Regions from separate parts of the Homo sapiens genome. Here all the other regions are linked to region 1. The links are chromatin contacts, found by Hi-C or POLR2A ChIA-PET in ENCODE. All regions are on one chromosome and are shown on one strand. The core of a region is the stretch at or near the end of the contact, and the rest is flanking DNA. Distances in the headings are between cores, read along the strand shown.

What was found. A loop is a pair of places that touch in the nucleus more often than their neighbours do. ChIA-PET counts read pairs that join two places held with the same protein, here RNA polymerase II (POLR2A). Pooled maps may share reads with other maps.
Region 2: a map with no recorded cell type shows a loop between it and region 1 (8-fold over the local background). The contact joins the enhancer-like site here to the promoter of CSTF2T in region 1. A Hi-C loop is called at or near these places in 1 of 37 single-sample maps with no recorded cell type and 1 of 50 pooled maps. POLR2A ChIA-PET finds 5 or more read pairs at or near these places in 2 of 52 experiments (Panc1 and WTC11).
Region 3: a pooled map shows a loop between it and region 1 (21-fold over the local background). The contact joins the promoter of ASAH2B here to the promoter of CSTF2T in region 1. A Hi-C loop is called at or near these places in 8 of 50 pooled maps. POLR2A ChIA-PET finds 5 or more read pairs at or near these places in 3 of 52 experiments (CD8-positive, alpha-beta memory T cell, activated B cell and naive thymus-derived CD4-positive, alpha-beta T cell).

Annotation. Positions count from the first base shown.
Region 1 is chr10:51,697,196-51,701,816 of GRCh38, reverse strand. CSTF2T (cleavage stimulation factor subunit 2 tau variant) reads left to right here and starts at 2,222. Exons shown (of 1, transcript NM_015235.3): 1 at 2,222-4,621. The coding sequence starts at 2,268. The coding sequence ends at 4,118. All of the region lies in intron 3 of PRKG1 (protein kinase cGMP-dependent 1), which reads right to left. RefSeq lists a silencer at 1,094-1,388 and enhancers at 1,142-1,830, 1,955-2,534.
Region 2 is chr10:52,254,229-52,259,231 of GRCh38, reverse strand. The region is part of intron 10 of PRKG1 (protein kinase cGMP-dependent 1); the gene reads right to left. Among named protein-coding and RNA genes, the nearest start is that of PRKG1-AS1, 57 kb to the left of the region's middle. Within about 2 kb of position 1,996, at least 4 of the 41 ENCODE cell types and tissues checked have a DNase peak (open chromatin) inside an H3K27ac peak, as active enhancers do.
Region 3 is chr10:50,737,169-50,741,623 of GRCh38, reverse strand. It overlaps ASAH2B (N-acylsphingosine amidohydrolase 2B), which reads right to left and starts at 1,688. Exons shown (of 6, transcript NM_001321958.2): 1 at 1,641-1,688.

The DNA of each region.
Region 1 (4,621 bases), core at 973-3,472:
GAAACTCTGTCAAGATGTGCAATCTTCTACGAATTTTGCAACATATTATAATACCCCATTACCATCTTCATGATTACTACATTTAATACACACACAATTACACACATATTCAACTTGTAAGTTACCCTTGACAGAATGTGTATAAAAAAGGTATGCCTTCTCTTTGTAAAGTGATGGTATAGAAGGAAGAAAAATAGATTTGTCTTTAGTTTTTTTAAATGATACTATCCTTAACCCCTCCCCTTTCGTCCCCAATAAAAGAATCACACTGGGGAAACATTGCTAGCAGGTGACTATTCCGTTTCTTTGACATAGCAGGAAAATCTTATTAGGTGATGTAAATGAACCTTGTCACTTGCAAATATAAACTGTCGCGCATCTTGGGTGAACAGCTAAGTGCAGAACTGTTTCAAAAACTTGAAGGTAAATGGATGTCTTATTTGCAGCTAAACCATCATACTCATGTCAAATCTATTCATTGGAATAGGATACTGAAGATACATAATACAATTTTTTTGCTGAAATTTAAAAGTTTCATAATCCACTTAAGAGGCATATTTCAGAATAAAATAATTCTCTGTTTTGGAATTAAAGCACAGGCTTGGAGCAGTCCAGTCCACAGAAGTATAATGCAATCTATCCATATAATTTTAAATTTTCTAATAGCCACATTTAAAAAAGTAAAATGAAATGAATAACATTAACTTCAAAATAATTTTTTACTCAAATATATAAAAATATTACATTTCGACTTATAAAAAATATAAAATTGATGGGCTATTTTTACTTTTTTTGTATTTGATCATTAAAATCTTTCATGTATGTTACATGTATGGCACACCTCAACCAGTATGTTAAATTTTGACTGGAAATACTTTCTTTTTATTTGTTTTTATTTTTTGTCTTAGTGTTCTTCAAAATGATTTTTATTTAGAACACAATTTATTATTGCAAAAGTAGATTCTATATCCAAGTTGTTCTAAATACTAAAAAAGTTTTCCAATAGCTTACTGAACATTAGTTTTTATATTTAAATAAAAAATGAGATTTAAAATTCATTTCTTCAATCACACTAGCTTCATTTCATATATTCAATACACGTAAGGCAGTGTAGAATTGGAGCTATGCGAGACCAAGCTGGGTTAGAATCCTGACTTGGCCTCTTTCCAGCTGCTTGTCCTTGGGAATTTACCTAGCCCTCTCCAAGCTTCAGTTCTAGCTTCGAATTGCAGGCGGGGAAACACCACACTGAATATGTTTTAACTCCTACCTGCAAAGCTAACAGCAGAAGACAAACACCCGCTATTTGTTTCTCCCTTCATGGAAGTGGTGGACTCACTGCATGATATAATAAAAATCAGAACCAATCAACGTAGGGATAGTTAAGTAAATTTCTTTATTCCATACTCTGAAGCCATAAAATACTAATAACTAATTAATCACTAATTTATTTAATCACCAATTAATATTGAAATCGGTTGTTATTAAGGAAGAAAACCGTAATATTAGGAATAGCACGACGGCTGCCCGTGTGCTCAGGAAAAACCTAGAAGGGTCTGCCACCCATCCATTAACAGCGGTTATAGGAAGCAACAGAATGGGGGCAGGGCCCAGCCGGCACACGCTTCAGTTTATATTTCTTGTCAGTTAATTTCCAAAAACGTTGTTCTAAAAAGGAGATATAATACTGTTTTAGTTTAAGGGGCAAATCTCAAATGTGCTGAAACGACTACGCTTTTCCCTCAGTCTGGAATGTGATTTTAAATCTAGCTTAACTATACTATAATAAAAGGCCACATGAAAATACTTTGTCAGAACGAAAAACACGCCGCCTTAAATCCGCTTTCGGTTGGCGGTTTCCCGCCAGCGGAACGGAAGCAAAACCGCCTTTGACGTCAAGGGAAGAGTCCCCTCCCAGTTACTACGGTGAAGTCTATGCGGCCATCTTTACTGTGGTCATCTCGTACCAAGCGTGTCGTAGTGGGGCTGTTGGGGCCCCACAGAAAGTCAGCGGAACGTGAAATGGGAAAGGAATCATGCGACTCTGTAATAAGAAGCTGACAGAACCATGAAGGATCAGGGACTGAAAGCATTAGATAAGTTGTTAGTGGGATGCAGGTTCCACAGGCAAGCGGAACGATTCAAGCGAATTAGTAAAGTTTCTGCCCGGATCTTGAAAGCCGCTTCCGTTGCTCAGCGGAAGTGTCGGTCGCAAGAGGACAGACGCCTCGAAGAATCCGCTATCGGCTGTCTGCACAACCGGAATCATGTCGAGTTTGGCGGTGAGAGACCCGGCAATGGATCGATCACTGCGTTCCGTGTTCGTGGGGAACATTCCATATGAGGCAACTGAGGAGCAGTTAAAGGACATTTTCTCGGAGGTTGGTTCTGTTGTCAGTTTCCGGCTGGTATACGATAGAGAGACGGGAAAACCCAAGGGCTATGGCTTCTGCGAATACCAAGACCAGGAGACCGCGCTTAGTGCCATGCGGAACCTCAATGGGCGGGAGTTCAGTGGGAGAGCGCTTCGGGTGGACAATGCTGCCAGTGAAAAGAATAAGGAGGAGTTAAAGAGCCTTGGGCCTGCAGCGCCCATTATTGACTCACCCTATGGGGATCCCATCGATCCAGAAGATGCCCCTGAATCGATTACCAGAGCAGTAGCCAGTCTCCCCCCGGAGCAGATGTTTGAGCTGATGAAGCAGATGAAGCTCTGTGTCCAAAACAGCCACCAGGAAGCTCGAAACATGTTACTTCAAAATCCACAACTGGCTTATGCACTGTTGCAGGCACAAGTAGTGATGAGAATCATGGATCCAGAGATTGCTCTGAAAATTCTGCATCGGAAGATACATGTCACACCACTGATCCCAGGCAAATCTCAGTCTGTGTCTGTCTCTGGCCCTGGCCCTGGCCCTGGCCCTGGGCTCTGCCCAGGACCTAATGTTCTGCTGAACCAGCAGAATCCTCCAGCTCCTCAGCCTCAGCATTTGGCTAGAAGACCTGTGAAGGACATTCCTCCTCTGATGCAGACTCCTATCCAGGGTGGAATTCCAGCTCCAGGGCCAATACCAGCTGCAGTTCCCGGAGCTGGTCCTGGTTCCTTAACTCCTGGAGGAGCAATGCAGCCCCAACTTGGAATGCCAGGGGTTGGCCCAGTGCCTTTAGAGCGGGGACAAGTGCAGATGTCAGATCCTAGAGCTCCTATACCTCGCGGACCCGTGACTCCTGGTGGTCTGCCTCCTCGAGGACTGTTAGGAGATGCTCCAAATGACCCACGTGGAGGGACTTTGCTTTCAGTCACTGGAGAAGTGGAGCCCAGAGGTTATCTGGGTCCACCCCATCAGGGTCCCCCCATGCATCATGCCTCTGGTCATGACACTCGTGGCCCTTCCTCACATGAGATGAGGGGAGGGCCATTAGGAGATCCCAGACTGCTAATTGGAGAGCCCAGAGGCCCCATGATAGATCAAAGGGGTCTACCTATGGATGGTAGAGGTGGTAGAGATTCTCGAGCGATGGAGACTCGTGCCATGGAAACTGAGGTCTTAGAGACACGTGTAATGGAGAGGAGAGGAATGGAGACCTGTGCGATGGAAACCAGAGGGATGGAAGCAAGGGGCATGGATGCAAGAGGATTGGAGATGAGGGGCCCTGTCCCCAGTTCAAGAGGCCCTATGACTGGTGGAATTCAGGGTCCTGGTCCCATTAATATAGGGGCAGGTGGCCCTCCTCAGGGACCCAGACAGGTCCCAGGCATTTCAGGGGTGGGGAATCCTGGAGCTGGTATGCAGGGTACAGGCATACAAGGAACAGGCATGCAGGGAGCAGGCATACAAGGAGGAGGGATGCAGGGGGCAGGCATACAAGGAGTCAGTATACAAGGAGGAGGTATACAAGGAGGAGGTATACAGGGGGCAAGCAAGCAAGGTGGAAGCCAGCCTAGCAGTTTTAGTCCTGGGCAGAGCCAGGTCACTCCACAGGATCAGGAGAAGGCAGCTTTGATCATGCAGGTTCTTCAACTGACTGCAGATCAGATTGCCATGCTGCCCCCTGAGCAAAGGCAGAGTATCCTGATTTTAAAGGAACAAATCCAGAAATCCACTGGAGCGTCTTGAAAGGTTTTAGAAAATATTTGGCTGTAGTCTCAAATTTTATTCTGTAGCATGGAGAATGGGTGCAAAAAGCTGACTTCTGTATCCCCACACTTGGATTAGGGTTTCCCTCCTCCTAGAACCTAATCTTATTTTTTGTTCTTTTTCTTTCTTTCTGTTTTCCTTTTTTTTTTAATTGAGGGTGGGGGGAGGAGGGAGTGCGTCTGTTCACTTTAAGTTACTTTAAAATAACTCTGAACATGATTATATTATGCCAAATAAGATTACAAAGAATAAGCAGCAATATTGAAGCATCTACAGTATGTTAACTACATTTTTTAAATGTCGAGTAAAACTTCGTGAAAACTGCTCATAAAGACTAAAAGTTGACCTGTTAAAACGTTAATGTACTAAGATAGTTTTAAGATTTTTGGTTGTATAACAAAATAAAAGTTTACCCAAAAGTATAAGATACATTTTTTGGTAAACCATTTAAAATACAAAATCCTATTTTGGAGGCAATAGGA
Region 2 (5,003 bases), core at 747-3,246, 560 kb before region 1:
TCTAGTCACCTTATAGTGCATTCTTTCATGTCATAGATAGAAGTTCAGAGCAGAGTCTGTGTTTATGTGCTTTCATTACTTAATGTCCAAACAACTCTTTTTTTTTTTTTGGCAAGTCTAATCTTTTTAAAGAATATAAACAATCATACTCTACTGATCAGCTATCTAATATTTCTCTCTGCTCCTCCCACAGTAATTCACTCTAGTCTGGTCACTTGCTTTGGTGTCCTGTGACAACATGTGGCCTTTTATGTTGTAACCCTTGCCTGGAATGGCCTTTTCTCAGAATGGCCTTTCCCCATCTGTTCATTTAAATCCCAACCTATTCTCCACTGCCTGGCTTCAGTTCTGTATATCTTCCCAGGCCTTCTTCTATTCCATCAATTTCAAATGACCTCTCTCCTGATGAAATACTAAGAACATTTCTGCATAATTTTTAATTTAACACAATAGCATAATATTTTGTTTGCTACTTTTCCAATATGTTAATCTTATCTTCTTTCTTAGGAGGGGGCAGAAATTCCTTGAGGGCAGGAATCATGTCAGATATTTTTATATCCCACAAATATTTTGGATGTTTTAAAACAGATGATTTTTGCCTAATATGATGTACCCATTATTAAGCTTCTAGTTAAAAAATCAGTAATTCTGGGCAATAACAACAGCTCTTTCAATGACTAAGTGGCCTTAAACCACATATATACATTATTCTTGTCTTCTTTCCTGTAAAATGTGGATCATGTCTCATGTTCTCCTCACAGAGTAGCTATAAGGGCAAAATTATACAATGAACATGAAAGTAATTTGAAGATTATAAAGTAGGGTTCAAATGAAAGGTTATTTTATTAAAGAAATAATATTTCTTGGATTAAAGAAATAATATTTATGTCATAGAAAACAAAAAAGGCAAGTATGACCTAAATGTCAACTTTTGTAAGAGCTGTTTTATCACCAATTATTTTAAGCTTTGGAAAGACATGCCCAGTGCATTCTAGATTTATAGTGATTATTCTAAAATCATATGCAGGTTTAGAGGAGAAACTATTAACATTTTATCTTGTGGTAGGATACTAACTTCAACTACTTGTAAGAAAAAATAGGCATTTCAATTGATTGCTAATATATAAAATTTCTGTAATTTCACAAGATGGGTTAGAAAGTAACATATTTGTTTTCATTCATGTAATCTAAATTTTATTATAATTATCAATGTACAAAAGAAATTTATTCTACAATAATGAGATGAAGTAATGCTTATCTTACTTTATTTGCATATACCAAAGTAGAGATAAGCTTTACTACTTGTAATTTCTGCATTGAAACTGTCATGTGGTTATTTTAGCAGTTGCAGTATATTGTTACTACACCTACTGATGCTCAATTAGTGTTTATTAGATGGGATTTTCATTAGTTCTCTGAAGAACTTATTTTCTGAGAAATGAGTGCTATTTATTAGAGTTAATAATTTTTGTCCGTTTTTATTCTTTTGAAGAATAAACATAACATGAGAATTACATATTTAATAATAAACCACAGAGTACTACTAAAGAAGAGGCTGTGTTAAAATGAAGCAAACTTTCAGTTTCAACCAGTATTGAGTCCTTACTCACTTTAGTCACAGAGGATGCAAGGCCTTAGGGCAGCAGGGTTTCCCCAGGTGTCCGATGTAGCATAAATCACCGTGGGTACACATGGCAATACTGCCCAAAGATCTCCATAGCTATTCTGTTTCATTGCTGTGCGGCTTGGCAGTAGGAAGCTCTTGAAATGTTTTCATCTTACATGGGGTTTCCCTTTGGAGTTAAGTTGCTCACCTTTCGCAATAAGACCCTGCTGACTGAGCAATGGGTTTATCACCTAACTTCTTGCTTAATCACCTCTTAGTTTCTATTTTTTTTTCAATTGGTTTACATAGCACTCCAAGCCTGCTTGCTTGTTTTTATAGTGCCAAGGCAGCTGGCAAAAATGCTGTGAGAGTGGTATGGATGTCATGAACAGACACACCCTGTGAAATACACCTCCTTGTCTTAGCATAAATTGGTTCTCGCGACTACCACATTTTCTTTTCCTGGGCAATCCAGTTATGTGGTTTAGAAACTGAACTGCAGCAGAGAAGGAATGAGAGGTAACTTTTGTATTCAACTTGCCAAGAGCCAGGTCTTTATTATGCCCAACTGAGGTGCCATGGGTTAAGAAGGCTGGAGAGGAACTAGGTATGATTCAGCAGTTTGCACTGAAAATGATTTCCCATTGAGAGGTTAAGAGGTGGGGCTTCACAATTTAGAAGTGAAATGGATGAATAAAAGCAGGCTACTTCAGGGGCACACAGGTTCAGCATAAGGGATATTGAAAATTGTTTCCCATCTCCTCTCATGACAGATCAGAAAGTTAAGAGCTTAGTGGTCTGGAGAAATTTAATAGAGGTTATCACTGAAGGTCATTTGAAGACCTCTGGCTCTTACTTATATTGGAATAATGGTTGCACTCTCAGGCCTTGGCCTAGCAATGGAAAAGAAAAGAGTAAAATACTTTCATTCCCTTCCTTTTCTATGCTTATAGCTGGAAGTGATAAATAAAAAGAACTATCATTAGCATGCTTTAATAATAATAGCAACAATAACAACATTAACACCATTTACTGACCTATGATGTGTGAGACACTATTTTGAGGGCTTTAACTCGTTTAATCTTCACAACCTTGTGAGGTACATATCCTATTATTATCATCATTTCAGAGACAAGAAAAGCAAGGCTCAGAAAGTTTTAAGTAAATGACTAAGCATACACAATGGGTAATATCTGAATCCAGAAAGCCTAATTCTAGAGCTCTAGCTTCTAGCTACCATGTTACACTGTCGGATTTTTTTTCTCTGCAGGTATTTTGCCATTAAACTAGGAGCAGAAAAGGATTTAGAGAAAGGGGAGCCTCTGAGGATATAACAAAAAGAGAGGCACACAGCAGACAATTACTACATCTATTCTAGATTTAGTTCTAATTCAGGTTCTTGAATTCCAGAAGAATTTTTTTAAAGCAAAGGTGTACATATAACAATGAAGTAACACTTGTTTGATTTGGGGGTGGTTGTTGATGGTGGTGGTAAGAATCCAAATATTTTTAAAACCCAGAATGGCAGAAAAAGCTTCTAGTTAAAAAATCAGTAATTCTGGGCAATAACAACAGCTCTTTCAATGACTAAGTGGCCTTAAACCACATAAATACATTATTCTTGTCTTCTTTCCTGTAAAATGTGGATCATGTCTCATGTTCTCCTCACAGAGTAGCTATAAGGGCAAAATTATACAATGAACATGAAAGTAATTTGAAGATTATAAAGTAGGGTTCAAATGAAAGGTTATTTTATTAAAGAAATAATATTTATTAATAAACATTTGTTTCTTCAATAGTTTCATTTTACTAAGTATGTTCCATAATGCATCAGGTTACTTATGTTGATGCCTTAACTCTCCCTCTGCCTCAGAAATGCTATCTCCTGCAAGACGTCTTGTTCCTCCACACACTGAACCCCTGCTGATCATGCTTTGCTTATGAGTTTATTAGTTTACATGATTGCCCCTCCCAGTAGACTGTGAGTCTCTAGAGCTAAGAACTATTCTATTTATTAAATTTTTTATCTTCAATCATAGAGCTCACTACATATATACATAATAACTGATGCAGAAAGAATATAATCCAAAAAGACAGAGGTTATGTTTATCTTATATTTGTTCCTGTGCTTTATCCAAGTTTGCCGCTCTGGTATAGGAGATATGTGGATTGCTAAATAAACAGATTAAATATCTAATATTTAAAGCACCGACTACATATTATTGGCATATTAAAAAATCAGTTTGTCTTTGAGTCATACAAATCTATTCTGAAAAGCAGGTGCCTTTCTCGCAGGGACAAAAGTAGAGTAAATTGGGAATATGACTATAAGGCAATGGGACTAATTTTCACTTGTAATTTGTAAAACAACCTCCTTATTTTACAGTTATACTTTGTAAATGAAGACGATTACCTAGATGACTTACAGCAGTGCTTAGAGCTTTAATTAATAAGTCATATATAAAAAGAGAGCTGAGTTCTTTTGCTGAAAGTGATACTATAAATGGAATGTGTTCTCCTGGAAGACATACTGTAAACAGACAGTAACTGAACACATTAGAAAGACCATTCTTAAAAATAAAGAACATAGGCAGAAAATATGGCACATGCCAGAAAACAGAAAGGAAAGCAGTCCAAATGACTGCCCAGAGGAAATGGTTGTGAACAGGATACTGTCTGATATTAAACAAGTGAATGTCAGTTATGCTGAGAGTATTTAGGAAGAGACTGAATAGCTTAAGACTACAATTCCTATGCCTAAAAGATCTTCACTTTAAGCTTCTGGACTCTTTACTGAACACATTTAAGTTTCTTATTATGTGGCAAAATTATGTACTCACGTCCAAAAATTGATAATAAACTATTTATAAATTCTCCTGTAGAAAAATACTTCTGCATCTACATTTATCTAAATTGACATGAATGATAAAAATTAAGAAATGCTAAAAAGTCTGTGAAGGGTGTAACTACCTTCACACACAAACACAATCTGTATGTCAAACAGTGATGAGAAAACTACATTCTTAACTTCACTCTAACAGGAAATGAAGTTCAAAAATTCAAATTTCTAAATTCTTTATACTCCACTGGAGGGTTTATAATTTTATAATCTTATTTCTGGGAAATTTTTTAAAATACTATTTTAAAATTAAAGTGTAACTTATGGTATTATCTTGAAATGTCATTTACCTGCTCAACATTACTGCTAAACTAAGACACTAAGTATTATATACTTTGTATTAACATGTTGAGCACTGTGTACATAAATATGAAATTAGCTTATATGAAGATTTATTGCTTAGATATTGCTTCAATAGCACTTTATAATATTGACAAGATTATCTTGCATGCGTCATTCTCAGAGGAGAGTAAAACTTCTGTAATCACAAAAGAACTG
Region 3 (4,455 bases), core at 439-2,938, 960 kb after region 1:
GCATATATCGTTTCTTCTATATAGGATACATTCTTACTTTTTATTTGCTTAACTCTCACTTGTTGTCAAGAACTCATACAGATGTTACATCTTCCTGAACAGTCCCAGTACTCAAATACCCAGTCTGGGCTGGTGCTCTTTCTCTTTATTTTTATAACACCTTGTGCATGCCTTTCATGAAAATGTAATCATCTGTTCTCTTTTCTGTCTTCCTACTAGACCCCCGGCTTCCAGTGATCTTGAGGGAAGGGACAGATTCTTTTCATCATTATGCCCCAGAAAGTGGCTAGCACAGTATCTGTCACAATACATCTGTTGAATGAATGAAGTAATTAATAGCAATACTTGCCGGAGTATATCCCTGTGATATGGACAGGAGACAGGAAAATACTGGGTAGAAGAGAGTGGTTCCCTGGCAAAGGCCCCACCCTTAAGCCTGGAAACCTGTGGCCCTAAACAAATGTTCTTAAAGAAACTGAAAAAATGAATTTTTAATTAATTTCATTCTAACTCTAAACAGTCACATGTCGCTACCATACTGGACAGCTCAGACCTAGGTATCAACTGGACTAATGAAGTGGTTTCCTAACTTAAACTTAAATTGTAATAAAAAATTTAAAACGTTTTTATGAACTTCCAATAGGATCGCAGTATTACTTTTAGTACCTGTCACCTCTGTAAAACTCCTGAATTATAACTCATCTACACACATTTGAAAAACAGCAGTATCTGTATGTGTGAGATATGACTGGTTCTAAATGATGCCTGGAGACCCCATGGACTTACAGAGACCCTTCCAGTGATTTCTGAGGTACCTGGGAATCTGTGGCCAATAAATTGGTAATCACTGAATTAGTGAGTTTTTTAAGAATATCAGGCTGCATAAAATCTGACAGCTTGATTGAAAAAAAGCGGGAAAGGGTGCCATTTCATTCAATTAAGGTCCTGTATTAATTCCGTTTAATAAATGTTTGGTCTATCTATGATGTGCTAGCCACTGTGCCAGTGAATGGATATAGCTATGATCTGACTTGCAGAGGAAATCCAAACTAGTACCTTCCGTGCAATAAGGGATACACTGCAAGGCTGCACAGGGTGCTACTGGAGCACAGAAGTGAGTCAGAGGCTTCCCACAGACACACAACACGAGCGGAAACAGAAAGTCTTTATATATCACCATAACGTCAAGGAACACCGGCTGGGAGTTAGGAGAGCTGGGCACTAGGAACGCTTTGAAACTGAATAGCTGTGGGATTTCCGAGGTTATGTTGCTTCTCTACTATATTTTAGTTCCGAAGCTGTACTAATGTTTCTCTTTCTTTTGCTCTTGGTGGGAAAAGCACAATTTGGGGTCAACAGATTCGGCTCAGGTCCGAGTCGCCTGCTGGGACCACGTCGCCAGGAAACGACGTCTCCCGGACACCTTCCCTCCCCGTCAGGCTCTCTGCAGGGATTCACCCCGTTCCCTCTCCCAACGACTCCCGGGCACGCCTCCGTTAAAGGTGAAATATGCTGCTCCTGGGGAGCAAAGATAACCCGGAGGACCAGGGAAGGACCTTCCCACGCGCACGACTCGCGATCTTCCCAGTGCCCCAGAGCCAGGGACCCCACTGCCGCCTACCCCAGCCGCAGCACCGAACCTGTTCACAATTGCGACTCCTCAGGTCCGCTTCCACACCGCCGGAAACGGAAATTCACCGTCGCGCCGACTCGCGGGGAGGGAAACAAAAAGGCAGAAAAAAGAGACCGGCGCCTGGACGACTTCCAGGGGAGAGCTGGAAGACTAGTCAACAGCTGTGTGCGGGCGCCGGCGCCGTCTGCGCAGTGCGTTCCACCGGGTCCGCATCCCTCCCGATTCCGCCCCACCCTGCCCTCGGAATCCGCTGCCTCAACTCCCGCGGTGGGACTCCGGAGCAGCGTACACCGCCCTCGCCTTAGTCCTCCGCGAAGGCCAGGGCAGCTGTGCGGCCTGCCGCGGATTAGTTGGTGCGGTGCAAAAGCCAGAAGGAGACACATTTGGTCCTGGCCACCCCGGAGTCACCGTGCCCGGGACAAATGGACTATGGCTCGACTGGGAGTCGACTTCCTTCTCTTTAAAGATGACAGATGAGGGAGATCTCAGGTTCTGGGGGTGCCCTAAAGCCCTCTTTTGGCAGGAAGCGGTGGCTCATGCCTGTAATCCCAGCCCTTTGGGAGGCTGAGGCGGGAGGATCGCTTGAGCCCAGGAGTTCAAGACCAGCCTGGGCAACTTAGGGAGATACCCCCGCCCACCGTCTCGCAGGAAAAAAAAGAAAGGAAGAAAATTAGCCAGGCACGGTGGCTCACGCCTGTAATCCCAGTATTTTGGGAGTCCAAGGCAGGAGGATTGCTTGAGCCCAGCAGTTCAAGACCAGCCTGGGCAACACAGGGAGGCTACCTCTCTCTCAATCAATCAATCAATCAATCAATGCCAGCGTCGTGGCGGGCGCCTGTGGTCCCTGTGGTCCCAGCTACTCTGGAGGCTGAGGCGGAACGATCGCTTGAGCCTTGGAGGCGGAGGTTGCAGTGAGCTGAGATCGAGCCACTGCACTCCAGCCTGGGCGACAGAGCAAGACACTGTCTCAAAGAAAAATAAATAAATAAAATAAGGCCCTCTTTTTCCAGGACCAACAGACTCTGATGGCAGGGACAAACTGACCCAGCCTAAACTGCCTCGCCTTCCCTGCTCCCGGGAAAGGGGCTTTCCCTGAGGGAAGGTAGCATCTTGCCATTTTCTTCCTGCACAGCTTTGCCTTCCCAGGGATCGGCCCATTGCCACCTGAGGAAATGCCTTGGAGTCCATCTAACCCACAGCCCAGGTACTTGGGACGCCTACAGAGCCTACATTGTCAGAGGATGCATCTTCTTCTAGTCTTGGAGGGGTTCCTTTCAATAAGATCCCACCAGTGCACTCAAGGCTCAATTCTACACCAAAAAACTAGGCCCACTCCTGTCACCGAGACCCCCAGGCTTCAGGTCCTGTCACAGTGACCTTGTTTTCGCCCCCAGCAGCCCCCAGGTATTCACTCTGCATAGGCTATATACTGGGTGCTAAACAAGAGAGGCTACCCACGTGGTGCATGCTTCCCTTATCTGTGAAGAGCTTAGGATGTTGTAACTTCTTCACACTATGCCTCTTACTTCATGGAGATGTCAGTATCCGGGTAGATAATCCTTCCAACATCCTTTTGATCTCATGAAGCCCACTCCTGTCCTCTGCCCTACCTCAGCTTCCCCCTCCCTCCATGATCAGACCTTAGACCTTGTCAGGTCCAAGGACTGCAAACCCCACAGTAGCCCACTCTGACCACCACCTCCTAGCTATCCAGGTTACTCCCTATACTGCCCTGAAACAAAATTCTTGCAACCTTACCAGTACCTCCAATCCAGATCTTACTACCTTTTCACTGTTTCTTCCTTCCTTTATGACTTTTCCCTCTCTAGTGAGCGAGCTTAAACTCCATGGCCAACCATTCTCATTGGTCCCTTGCACACCTCCTCAACTCACCCACCTCCCTGTCACCTCCTATCTGCTTAGTAAGATGGGAGCCCTGGATAAACTCAGCTCTCCATCTATTCCATGCCACAACGATGCAACTAAACATGGCTGGAAGAAAACAGGACCATGCCAGCAGTCCTCACTTTAATCATTCTTTTTCCGGTCTATTCAATCTCCCATTGTTCCAAATGAGTATTTCGCACTTCTTCCTCTCTGTTCAGTCCTTCCTACTGCCTCCCCCTTCCTTGCCTCCTGAAAAAAGAAGGGAAAAAAGACCTTTTGAAAAAAGAAGGGATAGGTGTCCACAACTCAGTGTGAAGTGTTTAAAAAAGAGCCACACAAGCACGAAGAAAGCCAGAAGTGAGTAACCTGCAGAAAAGTAGGTAAAGGTTCTGATCTGGATCCAGATGAGAAATGGAATAGCAAGTTAAAATCAGGAAATATTTTGAAGAAGATAAATGTTCCTGGATATCTTTGAATACTTGGTAAATTATTAAGTTCTTATATATAATAAAGCAAGATTGTAGGTTTGTCTTTTTATTCAGGTATTTGAGGAAAATGTGTCTCCAAGGACTATTGAAATCTGAGACATATGTTGTGGGTACATTAAGGAGAAAGTATAGTAGTGTTTAAGAATTTAAAAATATATTTAGGTCTCATCTTGTAAGTCAGCCCTTCTCCTTACATTAACTATATGACTCCTTCATAGTGGATTATTATTCCATCCAAAATTTCCTATTTCAAAAGCCACATTTGGTTCATGCAGATATGAAAAGATGCCATAGTAGGAGAAAAAAGTTTGGAGATGATTAAGATGCAAACAGGAGTATTTAGTAATACTTTAGTAAGCTTATACGAATATGATAAAATACAGTTTTAATTTGGCTTCTAAGTATACTTTATTCTAGACATTATAAATCACCATCACTTGAGAGAAA